2 separate regions of the Mus musculus genome follow, and region 1 is linked to region 2. The links are chromatin loops, found by intact Hi-C in ENCODE. Cell type or tissue: heart. All regions are shown on one strand. Links, peaks and the distances in the headings refer to the core of each region. The heading gives the core; the rest is flanking DNA.

Region 1 (10,066 bases), core at 595-8,594, 150 kb after region 2:
TCAGGTGAATATTTGCGGACATTCAAATGGGATTAGATGCCAGAATGAATTCGACGAGGAAAATGTGCTAAAACACCTTCCAGGAGCATCAGCTGGCTATCCTAAACTTAGACCTTGTATAAAGCTTCCGAGTTGATACCTTCTACTCTGCTTGGAACTGCACGTGGTATTCTGCATTGCCAGTGTTCCATTAGGGCGTAAGTTTGGGACACTCTGGGTCCCAAAGATTCTATAGTGAAGGCTTCGTGGCATGTACTGCTGCATAGGACACCTCTGTTGAGTTTTTATTCAAGTAGCACAGACAGGAAAATGCCCCTAAGGGTACAGCTTGCTAAATCCTCACAGAGCGCAGATGCTCAGCATCTAGAGGGAGAAACAGAGCAGGACTCATCCTGGGATGCTCCCTCCCAGCCCACCACCCTCCTGCATGCTTGACTTCCAAGAACAGAATATGTTTCCTTACTCTCCCGAGGGACACCATTGGTCACCTTGTCTTTTATACCTTGCTCATTTTCATTGTCGAGTTGCCTGTGGAAGACTGTATCTATCAGTCCTACTATCAGTGATGTGGTGGTTTTGGGTCCAATGGCTGTGCAGTATAAATGCCACGGTGAATATCGTAGCTTGTGGCGCTGGTGTGCAAGTATGTGTGCTACTGTTGCGTGTTTGCCTAGGAAGAGGACTCCTGAGTCTCAAAGTCCACAGCTGCACAGCCTTGGTAAATACTGTGTTCCAGGTGACCCATGGCTCTCGCCTGATGTCTGCAACCTGCAGTCACCACACACCCTTGCCAAACTAGGGGTTGATCATCTCTTTCCCGTTTTTTTAGCTGCTCTGATTTGTATATTTCACTTTTTAAAAATAATTTTGTAAAATATATTTAACATTGTATTTGCCATTTGAACCATTAAGTGTAGTGATGTTTAAGTATTCCCTTTTGGGAGCAGTCTTCACTACCATCCATCCTGGACAGATGGAAGCATCGTCCTTCCAAACAGAAACACCACAGCCTTCACTTACTTCTTTCCCTGTCTCCCCAACCCCTGGCAGCCGTCCACTGTCCCGCTCTGTCAGATTTAATTTAGTCACGGTGTTCGTTTGGTTGTAATTAGGTTGGTCCCTTTGTGTGGCATCCTTAGGTCGCTTCCATGTTGTAACGTGTTTCAGCATTTCCTATTTTTTAAGGCTGAATAGTATTCCACCGTGTGCAGACCGTGTCTTGTTTAGCTGTTGATGGGCATTTGAGTGATTTTCTTCCTTTAGATTACTGGGGTTAGTGCTGCTTTGAGTATTGTAGTACACAGTACCTGAGTCCCTCTTTTCAGATCTTTCACTGTGTGTGTGTGTGTGTGTGTGTAGCATGCTGTTTTTTGTTTGTTTGATTATTTTCTACTAAGAGTTTATTTTTTTTTAATTTTGAGTCTCCACTGGCCTTAAGTTCATATGTTGTCCAGGTTGGCTGGCACTTGCCATTCTCCTGCCCCAGCTTCCTAAGTGCTGAGAGAGCAGGTGTACCATGCTCTTACAGAGTCACCCAGGACCTCCTCCAGGTCTCGATTTCTGTTCCCCTGCTTGCATTTCTTTGTGCAGCTATTGCGCACTGTGGATTTTCATTTGGATGGCGCCCACTCAGGTCTTTCAGCCATTATCCTACGGGATTGTCTGTCTCTTTCCTATTGATCCACAAGAAGCCACAGATTTCTGGGTCTAAGTCTTTGTCGAACATATAATTGACTTACCTTTTTACTTCTTGAAAATGTATTTTTTGATGAGCAAAACTTCCCATCTAATGTAGTTGAATTGATCTTTTTCCTTTGCGGTTTGTACTTTTTGTGTTACAATTAAAATCGCATTGCCTGTTGCCTGAAGGCCAGAAGGATATACACCCTTGTTTTCTTTTACATTTTTCCTTTCAAATGGTGCTCTGTCCTTTCTTCCTTACTTGGGGTAGCGTTTTGACCCCAGGGTAACTAAGCTGCTTGTAGCACAGCATATTGCTTGGGCTGCTCTTGTTGCCTTTGATCAAGAGATTGGAGGAAGCACTTCCTTCTTTTATATACCATCCCTCCACTCCCCCCTCCCCTCCCCTCCCATCTCCTCCCCTCCCCTCCTGTCTCTTTTCCTGCCCTGCCCTGCCCTCCCCTTCCCCTCTCCTCTCCTCTCCTCTCCTCTCCTCTCCTCTCCTCTCCTCTCCTCTCCTCTCCTCCCTTCCCCTCCCCTCTCCTCTCCCCTCCCCTCCCCTCCCCTCCCTTCCCCTCCCCTCTCCTCCCTTCCCCTCCCCTCCCCTCTCCTCTCCCCTCCCCTCCCCTCTCCTCTCCCCTCCCCTCCCCTCTCCTCTCCTCTCCTCTCCTCCCCTCCCCTCCCCTCCCCTCCCCTCTCCTCTCCTCTCCCCTCCTCTCCTCTCCCCTCCTCTCACCTCCCCTCCCTTCCCCTCTTCCCTCCCCTTCCCTCCACTTCCCCCTCCTCTCCTCTCCCCTCCCCTCCTGTCTCTTTTTCTGCCCTGCCCTCCCCTCTCCTTTCCCTTCCCCTCCCTGCTGTTCTTCCCATCCCTCTCCTGCCCTGCCTTCCCCTTTTCCTCTCCTTTCCCCCCTATCCTTCTCCCTGCCCTCTGTTCTCCTCCCTTTTCCCCTTTCCCTCCCTCCTCTTCCTCTTCACTCCCCTCTCCTCTACTTCCCTTCCCCTCTCCTTCCCCCCCTACCCCTCCGCTCACCCTCCCCTCCTCCTTCCTCCCCCTTTTTTCATTTATCTTATTTCTCTTGTTTTGTTTTGACACGTGGACTCACGTAGCACAGGCTGCCCCCAAACTCAGTAAATAACTGAACCTGGCCTTGAACTTCTAATCCTCTGGCCTCTGTCTCCCAACTGCTAGGCTTACAGGCCTGAACTGCCATCCCATTTCAGCTCACACTTATTTTTTTTTTCGTGACAGTTGCATCTAAATTGTAGTTAGTGGGTTAGAGTTTTGCTGTTTTACAAAGGCTGAATCTGCAGCTTTGGAGGCCTTTCCACCACAGGGTAGCCACTGCTGTCCTAAGCTGCCAGCTGCTGGGGTAGTCACTCTGCACCCCATTCCTCCTGGAATACCCGAGGACTTCTCTCAGGCCCTTGGCTGTAGTGTAACTGCCTGCACACTCTCCTTCCTGCAAAGTGTCCCATTATTCTGGTTGGATATTTGTCAAAAGTCCCTTGTGTTTACTGTTCCTACAATGATCACATAATTGTGACTTAACCTTACAAAATAAAATGAGTGTGAGTGGTGTTTCTATGAAAACTGAGTTGAATGTGAAGAAGGGTTCGAGAAGAATTGCTAACAAAACTGAATTATGGGCAAGAGAACAATGAGGTACTGGAAGCACTGGTGATGAGTGTCAACAAGTGTGAGTTCACGTCACTCTATCAGCATCACCACAGAGATACTAACGTTGGAGGTCACACATGCTCTGTTGTCTACGAGAGGCAGTGTGGAGCTCAAAAGCAGAGGCCTTGAAGCCCGTGGCCACGTGGTATTGCTAAATGAGTGTTCATGCAGGCTTTTGTTTTCAGATAAATGTTACGAGTTTGAATGTATGTTGTCAGTTCAAGTACATAAAGTGGTTATTTTCCATCATCCTTTGAATGAATTGCATTTTATTGGCCTGGACAAATGAGAGAGGCAGAGGGAAGGCTCCTCCGAGAGGGGCCTTGAGCTATGAACATCTTTGAAGTAACATCTCATCCAAAAGTCAAACAGAAATATTAATAGTTCAAAATTCATATACAACTCCAAGTTTATAAATAAAATAATAATTTCCCCCAAAATCTTTCAACAAAGTCAGTGCATAACTGAACTTGAAATGACAGCCTGCCCCAGCTGCTGGGTCAGTCAGTGGACAGGTGGAAACATTTTGTGATTTAAGATGAGGCTGCCTTACCTCTGCCATGGTGCCTGACGATACCTGGTGAGGCTCAAGGTCTCAGGGGTCTTCACATGTGCTGCTGAGAGGACAGATCCACCATGCGAAAGGCTCTCTCTGCCGATGAGCTGGTACAACAGTCCACGAGCCAGCCTGCAGCCCTGTAGATGTGGCTTGGTTCTTACCTGAGAAGGTAGGCATTGAGGGCCAGCAATGCCCACCGTTCATGCCAAGGGCACCGTCCTGACCTGTCCCTCGAAGATGGGCATGTGCTCTGTACCCACCACAGACTCCTTAGGGGTTGGCTCTGCTAGTGTCTGCTTAAGATGCTAATTTATTGAAAACGGTGTTTGTTGTGCTCTCCTCCCCTCCCCCTGTGTAATAATGCAGTAACTGTGCCCAGGGCAGAGCGGGAGTGTGCTTAGAAAGTGAGGGAAACCTTTGGACCGGCTCTCAAATGGTGTTGAAACACCCAAGGATGAACCGCCTGAGTCACTGCTTTGGTGGCAGTGAGCCACAGGACTCACCCAGCAGTGAGTGCCTCTGCCCTCTGGGTCCTCCCCCAACATGTTTTCTGTTGAGAGAATCCAGGCATAAAAACAAAAGCCAAGACGTTGGCTCTCATGCCCCCTTGTGGCCAGACTTGGTGGACAATTTCAGGAAGTGTCGTCAGGTTTGTAAGCTCACAGTGCTGTGGGGAATGCAGCCCCACAGCGGCAGGACTCACTTCCTTTTGCGTCTTCTCTGAATTTTGTGTCCTTTCCCTTCCCTTACCCCTCTATGTGTCTTTCAGAAAGTTCTTACTACATACTGACCATGGGGCCCAGGTTGACCTTGAACTGTGGTCTTCCCTCCTCAGCCTTCCAAGAGCTGGGGCTACAGGCCTGTGGCACCTTGCATGCCTCATTGTTATATCTTAGCAGCTGAGCATCCTACAGCCACGTTTAGCTTGGGGAGATTTTTCCACTGGAATTGGGAAGGCTGTTTCCTAGTTCTGACAGATTTCCTCCAAACCACAGACTGTTCTTATTAAACAGGGCAGGAACCAAACCCACAAGTTCTGCTGATCTCATATGTGCATGCTGCAACGGGCATCTACAAACACCTGCAAGTCGTAACGTGCAATCTCCACATTAATCCTGAGTCAGACTTGGACATTTCAAGTTCCAGAGAACTTGAAATTAGGCTGTTTCTATAGGCTTATTTGGCAGTGACTCTTAAAAATGTGCTTTACAAAGCAGACAAACAACAACAAAAAACTGTCCATAATGACTGGGGAAAAAGATTCAACTCCTTTCAAACATTTCCCTTTAATTTATGTATCTGTTTTGTTTTTGGTTTTGATTTTTTTTTATTGAGATAGTCTCATTCTGGAGCGTTGGCTGGCATGGCACTCCCTATGGAACGCAGACTGGTCTTGAAGGCAAAGGGATCCTCCTGCCTGAGCCTCCCAAGTACTAGGATTATAGACATGGAGAGCCAACCCGATTTTGCATATAGTTCTATAATTGGACTTAAATAAAAACATATTCGCAGGTGTTGTAGCGAATCGTGTGACTGTCCAGCCTTAACTGCATCTGTTGGCCTGCATAGAACACCTACTGCTTCCTGTTTCAGGCTACACGCTATGGGTAACAAGACCTGACAGGCCCCACATTTTCAGTGGCTTGGGTTTACTCTTCTGGGGTGCATGTCACTGTTGTAATGACAGTCCCCATCCTTGAGTTCCTTCTGTGTGCTCTTAATGACAGTAGCTCACTGACTCTGCAGGGTAGATACCCACCTCTTCCTGACACCAGTAACTGAAGCTGAGCAGGTGACTACAGGAATCTGGACACAACACGGAGGTTCCATTGGGAGCTTCCCTCCTGCCACAGGGCATCTCTGTGACTCACAGTTAATGCCACTCAGAGGGCCCAGACTCAGTCTTCCTCTACTTCTACCGCCCCTAATTCTCTGTTCTTAACCATTCTAGGAATGAGGGACGATTGTCTCTGTTTACATGTGGCCCTGGAGATGACTGTAGTCCACATTGCCTAGAGCAGGGCTGCTGGGAGACAGCCTCCAGGGAAGGCTGCATAAATGGAGGGATGTGTGGACAGCCTGGCTGGAAGGGTTCTGTCTCTCAGTTCACTATCCTGTGGGTTTTTTTAGAGCAAGGATGACTGAATAGAGAAAGGACAGTGTGAAAGGGACATATCCCCAGCAACTGAGGGAACATATAAAAGCCAAGTATGTCCTGGGTGACTTGGAATCTATTTCTTTTATTTGCTCCATTCTGTCCCTGGGAGTCCCCTCCTTGTTTCTGTGACTTGACTTCTTGAACAGTTTTGGATAAGTCATTTGTCACCCACCAATCATAGCAGCAGCTGTTGATACAGTTAGTGAACTTTATGTGACTCTGATTGGCATCCCTTGCACACGTGGGGACTCATGCCTCCGTCCTTGTCACCCAGGCCACCCTTTCCTGGCTGAGGGGACCACAAACACACTGCCATGCCTTACTCAGCAGATTCCAGAACAAAATACACATGTGCACAAATAAATGTCCTCACTGTGGAGAAACTTGCTTTCTTTTCATCGGCCAGCTTTCTCTTGATGCTTTACAAGTGCCCAGAACATTTGGACTGAAACAGATCTTGAACCCCTGTGGGCACAGGCCAGCCTGCTCACCCAGTTGGGTCCGGCATGCAGCTTTCTGGTCACTCACTGAGTTCTCTGCCCTTGGCCTGTATTGTTGAAGCAAGTTTCTGGAATCTGGCACCATAGGCTCCCTGTATGCTAGCTCTGACCTCATCTAACCCCACTGCCCTGGTGAGATCTAACACAAAGCTCACGTGGCAGAAAGAGGAAGTGCCAGGCTGAACCTCTTCCCTGTGGTTTCTTCTAGAAAAAAAAAATAGTAGAAACAAATACCAAAGCTTGGGGATCCAGACCTCATGCATTAAGCCCTCTGAGCCTGTCTGTCTGGTCCCGTGGGCTGCCTTTAGGTGATGAACAGAGAGGGTATAGACACAGACAGTTGATATATAAGTGTGAAGTGTAATTGGGTCCTTCGATTTTGTTTTGGTGACTCTCTAGTAGTGGCAGACAGGAGACAGGTGTGTCTTCCTCTGGCTTCATTGCACCAGTCGCTGTATGATGTGTGGCTGTGCAGTCTCGCTGGCCTCAGGTGACCTCAGGTGACCTGCTTGGCTTCCCCCATCTCAAGCCGTGCTCTCCTTGAAAAGACATGACAGATGTCTAAGACTTTCAGAGCCGTTTTCTGACCAAGCCAGCTCAGTCAGTCAACAGGTTCTCCAAGGCAGGAGTGGGGATTAAAAAGAAAAAGAGACAATTAGACAATACTGTAGCATGACCCCAGCCAGTTCTGAAGCTGAAGCAGGTTTTTTTTTTTTTCCCAGTCTGCTTTTATCCCACTTTAATTACATGCAAAATGATAAGATCAGTTCTGGGTCAAGGGACAAGCAAGGCAATAAACAAAATCCTGTAAACACCATTTTTAGGGGCTAGTCAGGATGACCAAGACAAAAGGAATGCCACACATGCCTCAGCTGAGCCTGCTCTGAGCTTTGCATTAACTCAAGTGTAAATGTTCATAATCTGGGCCTATTTCCTCAGTCCTGACCAAAGTCAGACTCCTGTCTTGCTTGAGCTTACTTCTTCTGTCCTGGCCCGATGTCAGATTCCCACCAAGCATCTGGAAGCAGTCCCCCAAAAGACTACGCACATCTCCCCAGGTTTTATTTCATATAACCCATCTTAGGTCGTTCTGACAAGAATGCCTTCCTTACCCGTCATGGAAAGTGCATTATCCAGACCAATGCTATTCTGTCTTAGGTTGGTAAGGCTCCGTGCAGAATCTTACCTGTTCTTGGCTTACCAACCTGTTCAATTAATAACTGTACATGGGGATCCATTTTTAGTTCCAAGCCATGTATTTTAGCCACCAAAATATTGATGTTGTTAAAGGCAAGTTTTATCACAATGGCAGGAATAAAAGTATTCCCAGGATGAGAAGGGCTAGCATGACCAAGCTATCTATGCCAGCCTTGAAGCTTGACCAAAACATTGACCTCAGGCCATGAATAATTTTATCAGCAATATTAGCAGCATCAAAGCTCAGCAGAGCAGCATTTTTCAAAATCATCATCTCGGTATGCAAAGTTAAAACATCCAGAGAGGTGTTAGAATTATGCCAAATACCCTGAAAGCATCCTCGAACCTTTCCCCAATTATATTGACTATCATTGTAAAGTTTAAAAGTAACACAAATCCACTGATGTTTAGCATGACACTTGAGATGTCTCCTTTTAAACTCTGAACTTCCTCCCCAATAATTTGAATAGTATCACAAAGAGCATCAATCTAATGTTCCAAACGCCTATCTAAATCCTTATGAATACTCAGAATATTAGTAACATTTTTTTTGCTAAATGAATGTAGCTGTTTTAACTTCTTGCATCAAAGCAATAGCAGAAGCAGTGGTGCTAGCTTTTAGTGCAATTCAAGCTTCTATGCCAGCAACAATCAAGCCCACTATCCTATTGCTTCTGCTTAAAGCCTGACTCGCTTCTTTCAGTATTTGCAAGCGTTTTTCAGAGCACCAAGGTCATGTCATACTCACAGGCAATAAAACAAAAGCTGATTGATAAACCACCATAATAGGCATGTCAGATTTCAACACATTAACAAAACGAGAATGTGTACAATCAATACAACTCACATTAAATACAAAAGTTATTTTAACATGGCCAATTAATAAAAGATTGGGAGCCTTAACACACGCACTAAAACATGTTCAATCCAGGTCCTGTCCCAATTTTATCGATTGCTAGCATATCTTCATAAAGAACTGCAGCTAACTTCCAAATATGTCTCTGAAAATGTCCAGCATCAGCCTTCTAAATGAAGACTGTTATTTCCAATATTGGATTGATTTCTAGATCAGTCCATGATTGAGTCAGAATAGCTGGTCACATTAAAGCAAAGAGAAGAGCCATTATAAACTTCTCCTTTTGATTAATTTTTCTAAGTCAGTTTCCACATTCTCCACGTTCTCTGTCCCACAAGGTCTAAAAGCTTGCAGCAAGGCAGCTTGTCCAATCTGGGATATGGGCAAGCAAAGGTGGGTCAGGAACAGATGTCCAGTACAGCTTCCCAGTCGCCATTGTCAGGGCACTCAGCAAGCTCACAGGTCAGCACCATTCTTTGTCCCAGCATCAGCTTGTCTCACCAAACACTCTGGCAGCTACCACACTCCTTCAGCATCTTGCAGAAAAAACACAAACATGCCCTCTTCCTCATATTAACTACCTGATCAAGACCATGCCATGTGCCAGTATGTGGCTCCTTCCATTTCACCTAGGCATAAATATGCCTGGTTGTAGGGTGGCATAGACACTCAGAGAGTTTCTTGGCATACAAATTTTAAAAATTCAAATATAAAGAACATGATTTAAATAATTGTGAGGTGTATGGGATATAACTTCCCCTTCTTATTTATGAAGATATTGTTTTAAAATTCTACAATACCTGTTTCACAATACCTTGTCCTTGGGGATTATAAGGGATCCCAGTAATATGGGTAATATTAAATTATCAACAAAGAATCTCAAATGCTCGACTGCAATAGCCAGGTCCATTACCTGTTTTAATCTGATTTGGAACACCAAGCCAAAAAAAAAAAAAAAAAAAAAAAAACCACAGGCAAAGACTAATTACATTTTTATTTGCTTCTCCCGTTAAATCAGTTGCAGTTAGAAAGCCTGAAAAGGTATCAATAGTCACACGTGCATATTTTAATTTTCTAAAATCAGAAATGTGAGTAACATGCATTTGCCATAATTGTGAAGCATAAGTCCTCGAGGATTAACACCATTATGTGGTACAGGTAGAAGCTGAGGACACTGAGAACAAGTCTTTACAATTTGACTTGCACATTCTCTAGAAATACCAAATTATTGTCTCAAGCTATTACTATTTTGATGATGTAAAGAACGGGATTGCATGGCCAAATGTTCCTGTGTAAGGCCTATATTCTGCCTGGTATACAAATCTGCTATGGCATTGCCTTTACTAAGGGGTCCAGGCAATCCCGTATGAGCTCTCGTGTCCTATAAAGTAAGGAACAGTACATTCTCTGAAATTAAGTTGTATTTGCATACATAGTC
Region 2 (10,066 bases), core at 761-8,760:
TTCATTCTTTTAACATGAGGAATTAATGTTCTAAATCATGGAGATTAGCTATACCATAGGAAAAATCATCCCGGCCCACGGTGAGGCTGTAAGGTCACACTGTCTAGTGATGTCACTGCTGTCACTTTGTGCGAGCACATTACACAGTGTTTATAATGATGATAGAGTTGCCACGCTGTGCAGCTCTCTGATCATAGTCTATTGTTAAATGTTGACACATGATCTCATTATGAATTGACCAATCAGGGACATGAGTATGGCCTAGGAGCCGTGTGCTAGACATGGTTCCATAGCTGGTGGTGTAAAAGTGAAAATCTCTGTATTCATGTGTGTCATCTTTAAGAATGAGGAGAAGTGAAGACAGCACAGCAAACAGAAGGTCAGTGTGTGTGGGGTGTGGGGCACACACATGACCACAGCAGGCTGCGACAGGGAAATGTCAGATGGGAATTCAGATGAGCCCGGGGTTGGGATAGCTTGCATTCTGGAAGTAGGCGACCATTTTGCCATGTACAGGAAGGTGAGCTCCCTCCAACATCCACTACCACCAATGGCTACTCTGAGGGCAATGGCTAAGATTGTGTGCACATTTATGTACTATAACCTACTGAGTCCATTTGCTGTCACTACGTGGTTAGGGCTGACCATCAGACATGCCTTTTAGAATGCTAGGTTCCAAAGAAACTTGGGCTCTGTAGATTTCCGTAGAGACAGAGTTGCCCTTCTGCCTTGCGTGTTCCTTCAGGAACATTTCATATTTCTGCCTGTCTCAGATGCTGAGGAACCCAGAGTTCCACTCCTCTGCAGCCTAGGGTTCCTCGTGGAACCTGAGTTGAGTCTGTATGCAAGAGATTGCATGTTAAAGAGAGTTGATGCTGAAAACTCTCTCTCTCCCGGAGCTGGGATTTTACTAACCGTTCCATCGTAGACTTAAAATGTAGCCTTCTAGGAAAATTAATTAGAGAGTGAGTTCCATGTATAACAGGCACCTGAAAAGAGAAGGTTCAAAGAAACAACCATCTGCCAGAGCCCTATGCAAACTCTCCGGGGGTTTTTTTTTGGGGGGGGGTGAGGTGGGATGGGGGCATTCTTCTGGTCTTTTCCATGAGGTCATGGATCAGGCATTGTTTGAAGCTTTCTAAACTTCAGCATATGCACTTCATGAATTCAGCAAGCTTTTTGAGCCAGGAGGGGATGAGATTGCCATTTCCCACTGGACAGACTGGGTGACCAGGAACACGCACATTAAGAGGTGAAGGAAGAATTTTTTTAATTAAAAAATTAAATTTTATACATGAATACTATATTTACATCTTTTCTATCCCTTACTCCCCACCTAGCTCTTTCGGTGTTCCTTCAAATTCCTTCTCAAATTCACAACTTATTCAAAAATATATATTCAGATATATTTATATATACACATATATCTGATTTGTATATATATGTACAATATATATATATCCATTTGTATATATATGTACATATATATATATATCCATAAACAGAACATACATTTGAACACATACACATGTTCTGATTTGTATATATATTGTATATATATCTCTCCATAAACAGAACATACATTTGAACACATACACATGTGAACATACATATAACATACTGAGACTGTTTGGTGGTGTTGCTGGTATGTATGTAGTTGTGTTTGGGGCTGACCACTTGGGATAGGATGTCCTATCAGGGAAACTGTCTCTGGTGAAAAATGATTCTTCCTCTCTTAACAGCTACTGGTTGCCTGTAGCTCTTCATTTAGGGGCGGAGCCTTGTGAAATTTCCACTCCCAACCTGGCATATCAACTGCCATTGTCATCGTGAAGGTCTTGCTTAACTCATGGGTACAGCCTCCCTGTCACATCTAGGAGGAAACTATCTAGCAAGTAAGGGTCCTGGTCCTCTGGCTCTCATGTTTTGTCTCCTGCATTTTTCCTGAGCCTCAGGTTGGAGGGGTTGCATTGTGGATGTGGCTAGGCGCCCCACAGTCATTGCTCTCTGCATTTGAATGTGTGGTGGATCTCTGTAATAGTGTCCACATGTTGCAAAAAGCTCTTTTGATGAGAGGCGAGAGCCATATTGGTCTGTGGGAACGGATAACCATGAAGGAGGTAGGAATTCTACTCGTTTTTGAGAATGACAGTGGTAGGTTCCATGGGCTGCTAGGTTCATGGGTACTTGGCTACATTTATAGCACCAGGAATGAATTCTCTCCTATTGCCTTAAGTCACTTGGGAAGGTATTGGTAACCCCCAAGATAAAAATGTCACTGCTGCATTCTTGATGGCATCTTGCTGGTCTAGTCATTGTTGTGGTGCGTAGGCTTCTCAGCTAGGGAGGACTAGTCGTTGCTTTCCTTTGACAGCTTGCACAGTACCTTCCAATACTATGAGAGCTACTTCTTCAGGGTGTCTTCATAGTCAGACAAACAGACCAAATAGGCTCTCAGTCCCATCATTCAATAAGCCTCTTCTCAAAGAGCTTCAGCCTTGAGCTCAGGTTTGCTGTAAGTGGTCTCCTTGCAAACTCTTTTGCTTTTTAATCAAGACCTGCCCGTGAGAAATATTAACTCAGATGATTTAATAAAGCCACATGCAAGGCTTTAATGATAGTATTCGGCTGCCTGATCCACCCCTCAATTCTCCCATCATATGCCAACTCTATTTAAAGAAGCCCATGTGTGATTGCAGAGCTTGTGAGAAACTTCCAGAGGAGGCCAACCTCAGGGTTTTTTTTGTAGCAGATCACTTTTGAAACCAAAATTCTCCAAGAAAACTCTTAGTTCTCTGTGCCAACTTTCCTTCTGGTTAGAATGTCCTCTGCCTTAGTGTGAAAATTCTCAATGTATTATATAGACTGAAGGAGCCCCTCAGAAGAACATGGCCCAGTGTGGGGAGAATTTGGGGTTCAAGAACTGGATGGGCACTGGGAACTTCTGGGGGCTTTGGATTCTGTTTCCTCATCTTAGTACTAGGCACACAGGTGTGCTTTGCTGCGAACACATTACACTCTAGTCCAAAGCGAACAAAGAAAGAGGAGTACAAATTCAGGGAACTGCTTGCCCAGGACGGGACAGACAGGAGGACAGCAGCAGAAAGAAGCGTGGTGGGGTCTCTAAGGCTGCTTCTCGGGTTTTGGTTGGGTGCCCAGATTCCTGTTACGCTTCGTAACTCACACATGTTTTACAAATATCCTTTTGTGTGAATCAACTGTTTAATATTAAGCTATATGAAGGCAAAGATGGTAGATCCTGAAGAAGCCAACAGTGACTCTTGCTCACCCATTTTACCAGTGTCGAGGAGCCTGGGTGAATATCAGAAGCTCTCAGAACCGTGTCCCCCTGCTTTCCTGGGAAATGGGATTGCCACACACAGTAACAGAGCTGAGATCCCGAATACATGTCACAGCGTGTAGTGTTGCGAGCACACCAACAGATCGATACTCAACTGTCTTGAAAGCGGATGGGACAGGAGAGGGAGTATTGGGCAAACCTCAGAGAGGAGTGAGGTGGGTGCCATCAGTACCTAGATTTCTCCCTGCTTCTAATTAACCAAGTCCTGGAAGGTGTAGTTGAGGAATGTTCCAGGGGAGCATGTGACTTCAACGTTTCAGAGAAACCCAGCGAGCACTGAGTAGCCCCCCTTTCCTGACCTTGCTCCCGCTCCGTGCTGTTGCTGACAACAAATTCCTACAGATGGATCTGACCTGCACAGGGACCCATCTGACGAGGGACAGAACTGAGGAGAGAGTACATACCAGACACATCCTGGTGCCTTGTGTCCAGACAGAGAGTCCAAGACCTAGAGATGTTATGTAAGCCCATTGAGCTCATATAGACTCAAGACTGGAACCTGGGCTCATAGCAGAGCCCCACATGCCTCCGTGACACCATCCGTTCTACAGTAGCTCCATCTGCCCTTTCCTCCTAGAGCTGTGGGAGCTTAAGGAGAAAAGATGGTAGCAACAGCCCAACAGAGATATCAGAGTGAAGGGGCTGGAGATAGGACCGGTTTCAAACCCTTGGGCCGTAAGGTAGGCAGGCAAGTGTGTTCATTATATTGCTCTGATTGGATAAGGATCTGGAAGGTGGTTTGGACATAAATAGCAAATTAGGGTAGCCTTTTAGGTGAAGAGGATGGCGAAGCCTCTTCACTGGCAACATTGGAGAAGAGCCAAGGTGGGAGGGGTGTGTTGTGTAGTATTTTCTGAAGCCCACATCTGGTAGGAAGACAGGCAGCTTTGGGCCTAAGCCATCGGGAAGCTAGGGAGTGGGTTGTGAACAATGGGACATCATGAAGAATACATTTCTTCTATTTTGTAATACTTCAGAGAGGCGAGCCTGACGGTGGTTGGCATGCTGGAGACTGGAGACTGGCCTTCCAAAAGGATGTGCCCGGCTGGGTAGCTTCATGGAGTCGGCATGAGTCCCTCCAGAGAGGGCTCCGTTTCCACTGGTCACATGAATGCTGGTTTTCAGATGTGGAAAGTTGAGTCATGGTTCAGGCTTTTAGAGCGTTCTCACTGTTGGCTGTTCCTCCGTCTTTGAGATAGAATCTCCACTTCCATTCCATGGCTGTTCTCCCCTCCTTCTTCTGTGTTCAGTATCTGACCCCACCCACTTCCGAGAGACCAAGGCTCTCCATGGATTTCATCATCAGTGCTGGCACTGTTCGGTTGGCACGGTGCTCCAGGCTAACCTCTGTCCTACTGTTATGGGACAGAACTGCAGACATTTCCTCCCCCTGCCATGCACTTCAGAGATGCTTGCTCCTCTCCCCACCTCCCGGTCCCCCCCCCCCCCCCCAGTGGTCGGCCCCTCTATTTGCATAATGGCAAGAAAGCAATACTGCCACCTAGTGGGAGCTCAGAATGTGACCTTTGACTCTCCTGACCTAAGTGCTTAGTTGTCATTAATATTTCAACAGATGGATACGCTGGGCACAGTGTTCTTACTCCAGCACACCTTCTGATGAGCTACCTCGTGTGCACGGGACTGCATCTTAGAAGCAAGTCCGGAGACAGCTGACTTTTCCTTACTGGTGCCTCTCAGCAGTCCAGTGAGGGCGGGACTTGAATTAGTTAATAATGATATAACTTACAATGTAAGTTAATGAATAATATACTCAATAATATGCAATTTATTTTGTATAGGATTATTTTTAACTGTCTTACTGTCATAAAACTCAAATCACATCCCTCACTTAGCTTGCTGCGGAGGTTTCTCTTCTTGGACTCAAACCCAGAGCCATGTAGCTGCTGAGCAGTGACTCCACCTCTGAGCCACAGCTACAGCCCTTGGTTTTTGTGAGACAGTTTTTGGCATGTTACCCAAGCTGGCTTCCCAGTAGGCCTTCCTGCCACCGGTTTCTGAATGCTGAGATCGCAGGCACATACAACCAGAAAAAGTACAAAAACTCCATTTTCTTAGGCTTTGGCATGTAGTAGCACACGGGAGATCTTGTTCTATCTCTGTTCCCTGCCATTGCTCTCTCAAATGGATGACTTTCAATGAAATTCCAAACAGCCCACATTGTTTCTGTAAATATATCTGGGTCTATCTCAAAAGATAAGGGTATGTCCAAAAATTGCATAAGCCACAAAGGCATCTTCACACTTTAAAAAGCGCAGGTGCCTTCGTATCATTGGTCTTTAATCTGTTCAGACTTTCCCAGTTGCCTGACACACTGTTATCATCTAAGGCTGTTTGGTGTTGACAATGGCCCTTCGTATTGGGTTTGGTTAGTGCTCTCCGTGATTCATTTTGTCCTCACGTTTCTTCTTCTTCCTGTTCGTTTGTTCTCGGTCTTTTTCTTCTGTCAAAGAAGCGAGTCATTTGTAAGGTTTCCCATATCTTTAATTCAGCTGATCACATTCTCACAGTGTCTTTGAACCTGTTTCTCTGTCCCTGTATATCTTACAGAGCAGTGGTGACTGCCAGGACTTGTGCCAGTCAGACTTGATGTCTTGACCAAAAGGGCTGGGACTCCTTGAGTCAGGTCAAGTAGTGACTCAAGACAGGATGGCCATTAGCTCTTGGACAGAAAGCGATAATTCATGTTTCCGATTTGATTTGCTCTTTCTAGGCACGGGTAGAAAACAAGAGTCATGCTCCAACCCCAGATGGTTGGTGGCAGGGCTGAGCTGACATCTGATCCCCCTGGGATGCTCATTTTCCCCATAGGTCTTGTCCTTCTCTCAAAGTGGTGCGCCCTTGCTTGCTTCCTTGAAGGAGTGTGTCTCCTTTTAAGCCCATTTGGCTGTGGGCACTGCTGGGCCACTGAGGACAGCTTGTCTGTCACAGCTCAGGTGACAGGAATGCCAGAGCATGTGGTGACCTTGCCTTACTGCTCCCGCATCCCACCCAGACCCAGGCGTCCAGCTTCAGTCATGTTTTCTTGCACAAACATACTGAGTTTACCTATGTCTCTGAACAGTGCCTTCTTTCATCTTAAAATGGGAAGCGTGTGTTCCCTGTTTTCTATTGGTCAGACAGTAGTGCCTAGGGCTGCCCACCACTAGCCCATATGTAACTTCTGCACCAGCGTGATAATAAAACAACAAAGACTTGATCACAACACTAACATCTTGGTTCAGGTGAACACGTGAATTCCCTTGGTCTTTCAGAAATATTAAACTTGGTTCTTCCTCATCTCTTTCCTGAGGTCACTGGAGGCTGGGGTGCCACAAGGTCAGGATATATTATTATTATTATTATTTATTATTATTATTATTATTTAACTCATCATTGGAAAGGATCACAGGTGATGGCTCAGAACAGGACTTGGCCATCCCTCCCCTCAAATTCCTTTGCTTAAAAACAGTATTCTAAACCCTAGATAAGTGGTATCTCTTCTCTGAATCAATAGTGAATAGAAATGAGGCTGGAGGGAGTCTTTGGTTATATATGTTCTTACATCCCATATAAGGAACTCACAGTGGTAAGGACACAACAAAGAGTGGGTATCTTCATATAGGCAGCCGTTGGGGTGGGTGGCCTTTCTCTCCTTCAATTCGCCTTCTATAGTCTCCTAAACTGAGCCATGGGGGGGGGGGGGGCGGTAATTTCTTGACTCTGCTACTAAAGCTTCAGTGAGCCTCCTCCTGTCCTTCATCTAAGTCCTCTGACACTAGCCCACCGAGAAGTCACAGGCTTAGCTGGCCACTTTCTGGAATGTACATTGATTTGGGGGACCAAACGTAGGGGCTTTCTTAGAGGTGATGATATATACATATATTCACACATACACTCACACTGGCATACACATTCGTATATACATACTTACACACAATTACACACGCACTCTTATATACACACTCACATCCATACACATATACTCTCTCTTTCACACACACACACACACACACACACACACACACACACACACACTCTCATTCACACACTGGCATACACACCCATATAAGCATACTTACACACACACACTAACACACACACACACTCATTCACACACTGGCATACACACCCATATAAGCATACTTACACACACACACTAACACACACACACACACTCATTCACACACTGGCATACACACCCATATATGCATACTTACACACACACACACACTCTCACATGTACATCCAGTCATACACACTCACAGACAAGTGCACACACTCACATACACCCTCCCTCCCAAGGCTTTAACACATCCCTTTATTATTGACTCTGCCTTTGGGAACAGAAAAGCACGGCTGGGTAGTGACTTAGGATCAGATTCTGAGTCCCAACCTGGTAGTGACTTGGTGGCATTGGGGATTGTGAGCCTCTGGCTCTTTATCTTGTAAATGGGCTGGCAGTCCCTATCCCAGTCCCAGCTTAGTTAATCTCAGTGGTGCAGCTCTAGCCTATGGCATGCATGGCATGTTTAATCAATGGTGGCCATTGTGGTTGTGGAAAGACAGAGTTGAATCTAGTCTCCATGGAAGAGGGAATGAGTGAGATTTGGGATAGAGGGCCAGTGTTTGCAGGATAATGAATGCTTTTGTTTGGCCCTTAGAATTGGGAGAGATGGTTGTTTTCCATGAAGTATTGGCATTTCTTTTTCAGAAACTATAAACAGCATTGAGATAATCAAGTCTCTGTCACATGATCCTTTGAATGTGTTTACGGTTGATTGTGTTATGCATGTATATGTATATGTATATGTATATGTATATGTATATGTATATGTATATGTATATGTATATGTATATGTATATGTATATGTATATGTATATGTATATGTATGTGTGTGTGTATACATATGTGCATGTATGCATGCATACACACATGAACTTATGCAAATAGGAAAGGGGAAGAAACTCTGGAAACCCCTACCCACCAGTCGGCATTTGGTTTCTGGCAAACCTTCACCTAGCCATAGTTTCCTCCTCTCTGAGTACAGAGAGCAAAGTGGGTTCGCAGCAGTTCATGAGAAGCACCCTCAGGTGACCTGTGACTTGTGTAGGTACTTCCTCTTCATTAACTCATTACATTTTGTCTTGGTGAATTTTGCTCTTACAATTTCAAGATAATCAATTTATTCCCATGCGCCTTCTCCATCCAAATCGAGTTACAAATATAACTAGTGCGTTGCTGGCCCATTGGGCACCATGCTCACAGGCCAGTGCTTGGCAGTCCTGGTCTCCTCTACCCCCTCCCCAGCCTGGCTGGGGCTGTTTGTTTGTTTTCAGTGGAAGCCCTGAGCGCAGGAACGACTTCCACCTCCCTTACACACAGCCACGTCAAAACGCTCTTTGTTTTCTGGTGGCAAAGGGCAAATGCTGGAGGTCTTCATTAGCCTGGTTAAGAATGCCAGTTCCCTAGGAGGCACAGTCCTGAGCTGCTGCCCATGGTTAGCCTTTTAATGTAAAAGAACAGCCATGTTGTGACATTACACAGACATACAGACACACACGCACATGCACACACACACACTCACTCACACACACACTCATATACACACATGCACGCACACACACACACACTCATACACTCATACACACACACACACACACACACACACACACACACACACACACATACACTCTCACATGCACATCCAGTCATACACTCTCACAGCCAAGTGCACACACTCACATACACCCTCCCTCCCAAGGCTTCAACACATCCCTTTATTATTGATTCTGCTTCTGGGAACAGAAAAGCACGGTTGGGTAGTGCTATTTGGGAAACAGAGCCAGATCCCAGACCAATAACTGTGACTTTTTTTTTTTTTTTTGCTTTGCTCAACTATGACCTCATGTAGAATCGCAGAATCGACATCTCTCTACATTTTAGACTGCATTAGTCACCTCTGATCACAAGGGATTTTGTTTGTTTCTGTTTTTCTTTCTTTTTGTTTGTTTGTTTGTTTTTATGCTACCTCCACTGATGAAAGTACAATAAGCCAGAATGCAATTTAGGCTTCCTGCTGGCCAGAACCAAGGTTTTCTGAGTTGTCTAGATGTGGGGATGCTCAATATTCACCCCGCCCCCCCCGGGTCATGTGTTTCTCTTGGTGTGGCTGATGGGCTACCACCATTAGTGTTTGTCAGGAGTAGAGTCACGCAGACTCTTAAGTCCTACCCCAGAGTCCCAGGGCTCGGTTTTTAGGGTGAACCTAGGAATCTTGAGGACAAAGTTTCAGCAACATCATGAATCTGCAAAGGAAATGTTCTCCTGTAGCTGGGCACATGAAGACTCAGTCCTCCCGGGGCTCAGCCAGGAGAACAGCTAAAGGCTGGCATCAGTTTGGACTACAGAGTGAGAACCCTGTATCAAAATCACCAAGCCAAAGAAGAAAAAGAAAAAACCATGGAAGTCACTATTGTACTCGTTTCTATTTGAGCTTCAGGCTGTGACTCTGGACAGGGATCTAAGCAGCAAGCAGTTTTCATTTTCTTTTGGTCAACTATGTATTCACAACGATTGTCCTGCTCTCAATATCTGTCGTCCATGTCAGGGTAACGTTTTGCTTGCCCTCAAGGACCCAAGGCTCTACTTGAGAAGGAGACAGATTAAAAGAAAAGAAAAAAACGGAGCTCCGTGTGTGAATGTGA

What was found. A loop is a pair of places that touch in the nucleus more often than their neighbours do. Peaks named below come from ENCODE experiments on the same cell type or tissue, not always from the same donor. Only the 100,000 strongest peaks of a DNase experiment are listed, where the experiment ranks them.
Region 1: a loop joins it to region 2, with 4 times the contacts of the local background. A loop is called at or near these places in 18 of 42 quality-filtered maps.

What each region holds. Positions count from the first base shown.
Region 1 is chr17:86,440,582-86,450,647 of GRCm38, forward strand. The region is part of intron 2 of Prkce (protein kinase C, epsilon); the gene reads left to right. Gm30284 (a long non-coding RNA gene) reads right to left here and starts at 4,406. Exons shown (of 3, transcript XR_877087.3): 1 at 3,912-4,406. In heart, for the core only: CTCF peaks have their summits at 4,527 (motif pointing left) and 4,734; DNase peaks (open chromatin) are centred at 4,450 and 6,710; H3K4me3 peaks cover 687 bases; H3K27ac peaks cover 2,047 bases.
Region 2 is chr17:86,288,725-86,298,790 of GRCm38, forward strand. All of the region lies in intron 1 of Prkce (protein kinase C, epsilon), which reads left to right. Among named protein-coding and RNA genes, the nearest start is that of 2010106C02Rik, 6.6 kb to the left of the region's middle. In heart, for the core only: a CTCF peak has its summit at 4,889 (motif pointing left); a DNase peak (open chromatin) is centred at 4,597; H3K4me3 peaks cover 542 bases; H3K27ac peaks cover 1,558 bases.